Regions from separate parts of the Homo sapiens genome. Here region 1 is linked to region 2. Evidence: read pairs that join two places in POLR2A ChIA-PET (ENCODE). Cell type or tissue: PC-9. All regions are shown on one strand. Region 1 overlaps PPP1R1C (protein phosphatase 1 regulatory inhibitor subunit 1C). Region 2 overlaps ITPRID2 (ITPR interacting domain containing 2).

Region 1 (5,000 bases), 120 kb after region 2:
TGATGTTTATTCAATGCCCAAGAAAATGTCAGTCAGCAGGTGATGAATCTTGCTAGTACTGCTTCCTTCCCTTCAAGGCAGTGGGTTCCTTTCTGGCCCAGGGTATGTCTAGAAATGTCATCCAGGAGCTAGGGCCTGGAATGGGGGGTCTTAGGGCTCTGCTTGGTGCCCTGTTCCACTGTGGCTGAGCTGGATCTAAGTCGCAAAAAAGTCCTCTTTATTCTATTGTCTGCTCTTCTCAAGCAGAGTAAAGGGGTCTCTCCCAGAGCTGCGAGCTTCACTGCCTGTGGTTAAGGGATGGGTGATGACTCAAGCACTCCTTTGGCTGCCCTGGCTGGTATCTCACTAGGTCATTTGCACCCCATGTGTGCGTGTGCCGGCTCCGAGCCCAGCACAGCACTAGGACTTGCCCAGGAATTGCAGTCTTTGTGGCCTAGATTGCCTTTCAAACATACTTAGGACCCCAGAGTGCTTTAGCTTGTGTTGGTGGGACTACCTGAGTCTCAGGATTCCAGCCACTGGGATGAGTGCTTCCCCCTCTGGCTAGGGCTGGTCTAAATGCCCCCTCCATGGGCATCCAATGCGAAGACTCACAATCTCTGAACTCTCTCTCCCACAAGCACACAGATTCTCTCTCCCCACCATGTGGTCACTGCTGGAGAATGGGGGAGGGGTGGCATCAGCAATTCAGGACTGTCTTTTCTACCTTCTTCCATGCCTCTTTCAGTGATATGACATTAAAACCAGAGATTGTGATTGCTCATTTGATTTTTGGTTCTTTCTTATGAAGTTGCTTTCTTGTGTGGATAGTTGTTCAATTTGGTATTCCTACAGGTGGGGAGGGGATGACTGCTAGAGGCTTCTATTTGGCCATCTTGCTCTGCTACCTCTTGAAATGCAATTTCTTTATCTGGAATATAGTGTAGTATTATTCACTTTATGTAAATATTAATATGAAGATTAAATGAAATAATACAGTTATTGGTACATGGTAGTGGTCTAATAAAAGTTTTCTTTTTCCTTCCATTTTAAACATGAAAGTCCATTGAACTGGTATTTTTATACAAGTAGTTATGCATATATTTGAAAGAGAAACTGATTTCTAGTCTTTTCTAGCTGAAATATGATAATACTACAGCTTCTATAAAACATAGGAACCATTTAGTCAGAATACACATCTAATTTTGTCCTTGTTTCTGATAACAAACTGTGAGTCTGAGTTCCTGATTTTATTGTCAGTTGTACTTATCCTTCTGTTAGCAACTTAAAAGTGGTTAGACATCTGTTTAAGTTTTATGTCGTTTTTATAGGGTAGGCCCTAAAGTATCTAATTTGTGTGATTCATAGCCAAATTTCCAATTACAGGAGTAAAGTTTCAATCTTATTTTAATCCATAATCCAAAAGGAATTTTTCCTTGTCATCACAAATTCATGACAGTATATAGTTTACCCATCTTTGAACAGGTTGAGCCATCTTTGAAGTCTTTGCCAAATACTTGGTAGGCCAACAGGCTTTATAAGTTTCTTCTAACAGTAGACATTCTAAGTGAATCAACTATATCTTTAGTGCATTTATTTATTTATGCATGTATTAAGTATACATTTAGCAATAAGTTAACTGATTATAAAAATTACATTTCTGGAAACACACTCATATATGTATGTATATATATAATCAAAATTTATCAATACATTTTAGAGTTATTAATTTATATTGGGGGACTGGTCTAAGTCCATATTTTAACTCTATAACCACTATCCAGCTACCTTTTCATATTGTTAAATCACTATCACCAGAATTTTTTAAATTCACTCTAATTTTTATATAACTTACTTCAAAAGTTATACTTATTTCTCCTTGCTCATTGTTTTTGCTTATATGGCTTAAAGTTTGTATATCAACAAAAAATGAGTGATTTTAGAGTTAGGTAAGAGGCTAGCAGTACAATTGCACAGTAGAATGTTAACATTTAAAGAATATAGGGGTGAATTGAAATAATTTTTCACTTATTTAATCAATTAATAACTATTAAGCACTAACTACATGTTCTAGGTACTGTAGATGCAGTGATGAAGAAAACAATTTATTCTGTGAGTTTGTGTTTTGTCAGCAAGAGAAATAAATTAAAACGTATAGTGCTATATTTGTCAAAATACATTCATTTACTTCCATGTATTTAATAGGAGTTTACTGCAGAACATGTTGTTTTCATAGAACTGTCATACTGTACATCTATTGTTAGTCTCAAAAGAGATGTATGTTGAAAAAGCTCTAGATTTCTGGGATAAGTCAACAAAGGGAAAGATCATACTTTTTTGTTTTGCATTGTAAAACAATGTGCTGTTTACATTGAGGAATGATCATTATTCTAAATTAATGTCAGATAAAAGAACATGGTTATAATTTAAGTTATAGTTTGAGACTTTATGTATTATACATTCAGACTAATCAATAATAGTTATTTCTATTGATTTCCTTCAAATTTTATATTTGTAATCCTGTCTTCTTAAATATTTAAAGCAAAAAATGGACAGTAATGTGAAAAAACGACTTTATACTATAAAGCTCTCAGCTATAATGATCTACCTAAACTAAGACCAAATAAAAACATTGAGAGTATAATTCCTAAGTCTAGTTTCTATGCTGGATGTGTTAGGATAAACCAGATCTCTGATTAGCGAGCTTACAAACTAGTTTAAGGAAACAAGACAAGGAAATTAGAACAGCTAACAGAAATGAGAAACAATATAAAGGAGTTGCAATAAGTAGATGATTCATTATTTAATAATGATGTCAACAGTAAATGCTGTAAGTGTTTGGAAGAGTGAGAACTCTAAGAAGATTGATGTTTTTAGAATTGACTTCATGGAAGAGTTGGAGTTACATTCCAGGCATAGCTTGTGGAAAATCATGGAGGGAGACCTTATAAAGTTTAGATTGTTCAGGCCAGTTAGACTAGAGCAGATGGCTAACACAGATCAGTGAGAATTTAGGTGTGTGGGGACCAGAGGGTTCAGGATGAATAATTCTGAATTTCTCTTGCAAAATAAAAATTATTGTCATTCTATGAGCTAGAACATGATGTGATTAAATGAGGTTCAGTCTTGCAGCATGCAATTTGAAACATGGAGTGGCATGAAAGTCAGTTAGGAGACCAGTGGAATAGTGTAGGAACGAATGATAAGGATCTGACTGGGGGATGGGAAAGCAATCGATTGAAAAAGACTAATTTCTGAGGCACTGAGAAAAATGAATCAACTGATGACTTGAATCATTGATTGGCTACTGAGTATAAAATGAGGATGATGAGAGAGTCAAGCAGGAGTCTTAAGTATGGATAATTGGGTAATTAGAAACCTGGAAAAGGAAAATACTTTTGTGGTGAAAATTAAGTTAGTCATTTACGAAAGTATAGTGAACATATATATCTATATTATAATATATTAAACACAGATAGTGAATGCAACATTACATTACTGAGATGTTATTATAAGTATATTTATGCCATGAAAAAATTCTTATACACAACAACTCAACTTCAAAAATAAGACCAAATGTAGAGATTATTTGAAAGAGTAAAGGTTTGTATCATTATAGATACAGCTTGAAGTTATCTAAGTCTTGTCAATCTGTGGAGCTAGATGTGGTCTTATTTACAATAATTCCTGAAGTTTCTTTGCATGGTAGCCATTACCTGCTAATGTGGGCCCTCCAGCCCCATGCAAAGTACTTTCTCTCATCAAATATTTTTGCCATCCCTTGGGTGGAGTATCACATGTGTACAATTTCCCATGATTTTTACAGCTCTACTGGGCACAGCTGCTACAACTTCACGCCATTTCAACCAGAAGGCACGTATTTTCTTAGTTGGTGGCCACCCTCAGCTCTGAGCCTGCTGATGATACAATGGTACTATGCTGTTTGTTCAAAAATGATTATTCTTTTTATTAACCCTTTAGAAGCGTCCCAAAATACTTAGGGCAGGTTTATTACAGAGAATGGGTAAGTGTCTCATTCAGTTTTTACTTATAGCTCTTTTCCCCATTTTTGAAGAGAAAATGAGTTCAGGGAGGTTAAGTAATGAGCCTGATACCATATAACAAATCAGTGGCAGAGCTAGAGTTTGAACTCAGAGATCTGATCACAAATCCAGTGTTCTTAAACACAGAATTTTTATGAAAGACATCCAGTTTCATAAGACAGCATTGAAATAAGCTCCAGGGATCAGATCCAGAAGTTTATCAAATCAGCAAAACATATTAAATAGAAATTCCTGAGCTGAAGCCAAGCTTAGCAACTAATTTGATGAAGTGTTCTTCAGAGTAAGCAGTGGCATATAGATCCATCTCTGTAACAGCGACTTGAGAACATCAGATATACTAAATAAATGAGATGCTTAAGAAATCAGTTCCCTGAAACTACGACCATTTGAAACTGGTTTAAACCAGTTAACTATTTGTCTGACATTTAATATTGAAGCCTCATTAGAGACATAATTAGTTTTCAGAGGAGCAGGAGATTGCTGATGACTGTAAAGATTTAAAGGACTACAGTGCCCTATGTGTATTTAAATTAAAGTAGCATCATTTTGATTTGGTAAGCTATTTTAGTATATTTAAAAATATTCATACTGTGATTCCTGATAAGTAAGATCTGAGGTAAACAGATTATATGTTTTAATTCCCACATTATAACTGCATAGAATTAGATGAAAGAAGAGTAATATCTTAGATAAAATATCTTATTAGACATGTTCATGCGTTCTGGAATTGGGGGTTAGAGAATGAGAAGGACTGTGCAACTTGTACTTTCCTATCCCTCTGTCTTTTTGAGAGCCACATGAGGATTCTCTTTGAGCATGAAGGGCCTAAGGGTAAAGGTAAACGTTTGCAGAAGCCTAGAGTAGAATAAGTCGTTCCCTAGAGGCCCCTCACATTTTGAACACTGTTTTGCATCTGTTTCCCTGACAGCCTCAGAAGAAACCACAACTCTTCTCAAC
Region 2 (5,000 bases):
AGTAGTACACTCAAGGGTAAGAGAAGGTTGCCTTTCTAAATCTGTTCTTTATGACAGTTCTACTTCTTTGTCCTCTGGGTAAAAGTGTATATATGACTTATAAAAGTGATATTCATGTTTATAGTATATGCTATTCTGAGCTAGAAGCAAAATGGAGAAACTTTGTTATAAACCGTAAAACAGTAGGGAGTTTAAGCAAATTGCCTAGCCTTTTCACAACGTGAAACTTATATCTTTATTGTCCAGTTAGGTATTATAAAGACTAATTAAATATGAATATATAATATGCAAATATAAGGAAAATACTTATTGAGTGAACAAAAGTTTAGTCAACTTTCGTGCAGCATTTCTTTGCTTACATTTACTGAAATTGCCACACCTAAAATTTTACCACCTGTTCAAGACAGAATTCTAAAGTTCAAAGTACAACAAGCATGTGCAGGCAGTGGCAAGGCATATAAAAAAACATTTACAGTGTCAGGAAAATCCAGCTCCTGACTTAATATGAGATGGATAAGAAGAATATTTGCTCCAGGATCTGGTTTTCCATGAAACTCTTGGTATGTAGTCTGATTGAACATCTTCAAAAATATAAGTTTAAAACAGCCTATAGGTTGGCTTCTGAGAACTTTATGTTGCTGGAAAAGTGGTTTCTTTACGTTAAAGTAAAAGCTTATACCTGCTTCTTGAAGTTATATAATCAGAATAATGTCTGAGTACATTCAAGTCTGAAAGATTTTACTGTATAAGATATTTTGCTGGGTGAATTTAACTAAAACAGTGATTTTATATGAGGGTGGAGAGGAACAGAACACCAGGATGAGTTTTCAAATGTGTCTTTCAGGTGTGCTTGTGAGAAATGGAGGAAGTTTTGAAGATGATTTGTCATTGGGAGCTGAAGGTATGTTTGTTTGGAAGAACTGTATTTTTGTGTAGTTTTCAAATTTAAAAAAAATGAGAAAGCTGAATGGTTTCAGGTTTATGATCCTCAAGCTAAATTTAAAGGTCTTGAAAATGGCTCAGGCATATTTTACATTACCTTTCTTTGTTAATAATCTAGTCATAGTCTGTAGGATACATGTAGGGATGACTCTGAAAAACTATGTGAAGTGTCCATCTGTCTTTCTTGGACTAAATGCTTAAAGGAACAGTTTGTAACAAACCGTGGTAATATAACTGAGGGAAGAATTGTCCTGAAAAAGGAAGGACACTTAAATATTTATACATGGGAAAACAAAATTGAAGCTTATTTTTAGCGCAAAATAGACTTATGTCATACTTACAGCTGCAGCTTGTCTTTCTCTTTGCATTTAAGTGTCTCCTGTCTTTTCCCCATTTTCCTGATTTTTAGAAAATTAAAGGGGAAAGACAAAATAGCAGAGCTAATAGAATTTTATTAGAAATCATGCTGGTGTTTATTCCAGAAAGCATTAGATTTTAAAAAGTGTGTTGTGCTATTTAAAAGTTTTTACAAGTTATGTAATGTTTTCCAGTAGATTTATAATAAAGCTTTCTTGTACAAAAAATAAGAATTTTTAATTATTTTACTGGTGTTTTAAAAGCTATTTTATAGCTCATTGATCAAATTGCATAGATTATTCATAGCTGTATAGCTCAGTTATTAATGTGTACTTTTTTAAAAAAAACAAGGATTTTTAAAAAGTCTTTAAAGCTTACAAGTTGGTGAATAGTGAATTTATACATTGAATTTAATATTCTTGATTTTTTCCTGTTTCAAATGCATCTGTAAAGTAAATTACTTATTTAGAACCTTCTAACATTTAAAACTCTGGAATATGCAAATATATTAGTTCTTATTATTTCTGTTCATATATTTTCAAGCTCTATAAAGAGCTTAAACTTACTGATTCCCACTCAGTACAATTGAACATGTTGTCAATCCGTTATTAAAATGCACTTTGCACTTTTGATATTTGCCTTGGTAGTTTGATAATATTGAATGATTTTATTGGAAACCAGAACCTAAAAAGGAGTCTCATGAAAGAGTAAATCTATTATGTTGTTTTACTGAAAATTATTTCAAGGCTATTTCCATTCATTAAGTAAATAATTACTGAGTGCTGTGAGTTAGGCACCTTTCTGGTGGATGTACAAAGAAACACAAAATTGTCATAACTTTGTAGATCAGAAATGAAAAGCAATTCATGTGTGCTGAAATAGATGTGTTTATAATTAATTTTATTCTTTGTATTTGTCTATAAATTTAACTTTAAACATTAACACTTACCTGTTTAGAACTTTAAGCTAAAGTTCTATCATAAAGTTGAAAGGCAATTTTTAAAAGAAAGTTTATATTGAAATAAGTAGAAATTTTCATGTTATATGTGTGAAAAATCAGTTATAACCTTAAAAAAAATTCACATTAGAAACTGACATATACTATTGCCACACTTAATGTTAAATCATGTTTTCCTCTTAAGATATTATTCATTAATAGCTTTTAAATTTAATAATTAGTACCACATATATGGTACATATCTTCCTCATTACTTATTTCTAACCTGTTAAAGAAATTTAACTGGTTCCCTATACGTTTTTTTATTTTAAGCACTCAAGTGAGAGTAGTTAGTTTCATGTTGCCACAACACAAAAACACCCTTCAAAAGCTCCTGGCCCTGTTCTTATCTATCTGTATATCACTTTTAATAATGCAGATTTAATGGACCAAGATAAGTGTTTAATATATTTGGCATTTAATTCTAATATTGTAGGTAATTAGATTTCTTGATAATTGTATCATAGTAGTTATAGTCCTACTAACAATTGTGCTCTACGTTTATTGTTTTTACCTGTAGCCAACCACCTCCATGAAAGTGATGCTCAAATTGAAAACTGGTATGTAGCTGTTTTGTTCTATTTCTTTTAAAAAATGAAGACCTTTAATGAAAATAAAGTTATAAAGTTTTATATAATCTGATTTTGTTCGTAGCAATAATATCTTGGCCAAAGAGAGAAGATTACAGTTTCATCAGAAAGGGAGAAGTATGAATTCCACTGGATCTGGGAAAAGTAGTGGGACAGTTTCAAGGTAACTTATTCTGAAATTGTGTTGGAATTACATTGTGCTATAGATGACCTACTCTTATCATTTTTTCAATCTTGGATTTGACCTTGATCATATGAAATCAGAAAGAACACAAAAAGAGCGTTTCCTGTACCAGCACAACTGATAGGAGCTTTTTGTTTTGTTTTGTTTTGTTTTGTTTTACTTTGAGATTAAATAAAATGCAATAAATAGGCTTATACTGCTGCTGGAACCCATAAATGAGTATTTTGAGCCCTCTCAACAGCCTGAAAGAGGAACTCCATAGCGGAGTAACTTGTAGTTGTAGAGAACCAAAATTCATTGTTAAGGACTTGAGTTAACTCTGACACAAAAATCAGAATAAATTTTTCTAAGTTACAGCTTGATATTTAAGCATACTTTTTTTCAACACATTAAACCAAAGATCTTTCAAATATATAGTATAGCCAGGCCCAGTGGCTGACACCGGTAATCCCAGTGCTTTGGAGTGTCAAAGTGGGTGGATTACTTGAGCTTAGGAATTCAAGACCAGCCTGAGCAATATGGGGAAACGGCGAAACCCTGTCTTTACAAAAAATGCAAAAATTAGCTGGGTATGGTGGGATCCACCTGTAGTCACAACCACTTGGAAGGCTGAAGTGGTACCCAGGAGGTTGAGGCTGCAGTGAGCTATAATTGTGCCACTCCATTTCAACTTGGCTGACAGAGTGAGACGCTGTCTCAAAAAAGCCAAACAGAAAAATACCCTTGCCCCTCTCCCGCCCGCACATATAGTATATTAAAATACATCAGTGCATGTGCCTATGGAATCCAGTTTAAACTGTTATCCAAATTATAATATTAGAATCTGAGCATTTTGTCTGAAACAAATTGAAATGTCTCTCTGTTGAAGTTCCATCTCTAACTTTCCTGTTTTCTTCAGTGAGTCTTAGAAAGCTTGGATTATCACTGGTATGAGAGAGAAGGGATACTAAATATTTAATTCCCAATAGGATTAGAGTAGTTACCTTTGTGTAACCCACACTCTCTGTACCTTACTCCTCCTACTTCCTGAGTGGAAGTGGTTGGAGAGAAGTTGAAAGTAAGCTCCTCCCTCGCTTCTCTGAAATCAGCTTGTTATCTTTATTGTTCCTCCTAGGACAATTGCCACTCCTAGGACAAGGATAACAGAAAAGCTCAAATTTCACAAAATGTCCCTCAGTTCCTTTTAATTTCTGCTTTAATCTGTTCATTCCTTATTCTTCATCATCTGTCTTCTACTTGTTTTAGCTGCTTTACAGGGAATCTCTTAAAATGACAAAACAAATAAGGTGAGGAATCACGTAGGGAATCTCTGACTGTGTTCGTTGGGGTTAGCTCTTTTCTGCAACTCTAGCAACTTGAGACAATGAACCCTTTATAAGGGCTATTTATTCCCCAGTACACATGTGTAAACATGGTAAAATAAATAATGGTTTCCAGAGCAGAAGCTGAGAAAAAAGATTTTATCACAGGAAATCAGTAATATGTATTCATTTATAATGTGGTGTGGACTATCAATTTATTTTATATTTTCATGTTTCCTTTTTTGCCCCCTTTTTTTGTAGTGTTTCAGAATTGTTGGAACTTTATGAGGAAGATCCTGAAGAAATTCTTTATAATCTTGGATTTGGACGTGATGAACCAGATATTGCTTCTAAAATTCCTTCCAGATTTTTTAATTCATCATCCTTTGCCAAAGGGATAGATATTAAAGTATTTTTGAGTGCTCAGATGCAACGGATGGAAGTAGAAAACCCAAATTATGCTTTAACAAGTAAGATTTTTAAGTGTTAGGCATATTATTTTCTTAAATTATAGCATCTACAGCAAGATGGTCTTATTTTAAAGCCTTAATTTTCAGGAATAGCACTGGAAAGTAAAGAGATTGATTAACGCAAAAGCCATTTTTACATGTTAAAATTAAGCTATTTTA

Evidence for each region. Peaks named below come from ENCODE experiments on the same cell type or tissue, not always from the same donor. Only the 100,000 strongest peaks of a DNase experiment are listed, where the experiment ranks them.
Region 1: POLR2A ChIA-PET joins it to region 2 with 5 read pairs; 2 of 35 experiments call an interaction of 5 or more read pairs at or near these places.

What each region holds. Positions count from the first base shown.
Region 1 is chr2:182,015,584-182,020,583 of GRCh38, forward strand. All of the region lies in intron 2 of PPP1R1C (protein phosphatase 1 regulatory inhibitor subunit 1C), which reads left to right. Among named protein-coding and RNA genes, the nearest start is that of PPP1R1C, 32 kb to the left of the region's middle. In PC-9, no CTCF peak of the experiment used is centred here; a DNase peak (open chromatin) is centred at 2,758; H3K27ac peaks cover 734 bases.
Region 2 is chr2:181,896,064-181,901,063 of GRCh38, forward strand. ITPRID2 (ITPR interacting domain containing 2) reads left to right here. Exons shown (of 18, transcript NM_001130445.3): 3 at 1-16; 4 at 845-901; 5 at 2,817-2,856; 6 at 2,951-3,049; 7 at 4,633-4,841. Among named protein-coding and RNA genes, the nearest start is that of ITPRID2, 6.8 kb to the left of the region's middle. In PC-9, no CTCF peak of the experiment used is centred here; no DNase peak of the experiment used is centred here; H3K4me3 peaks cover 48 bases; H3K27ac peaks cover 631 bases.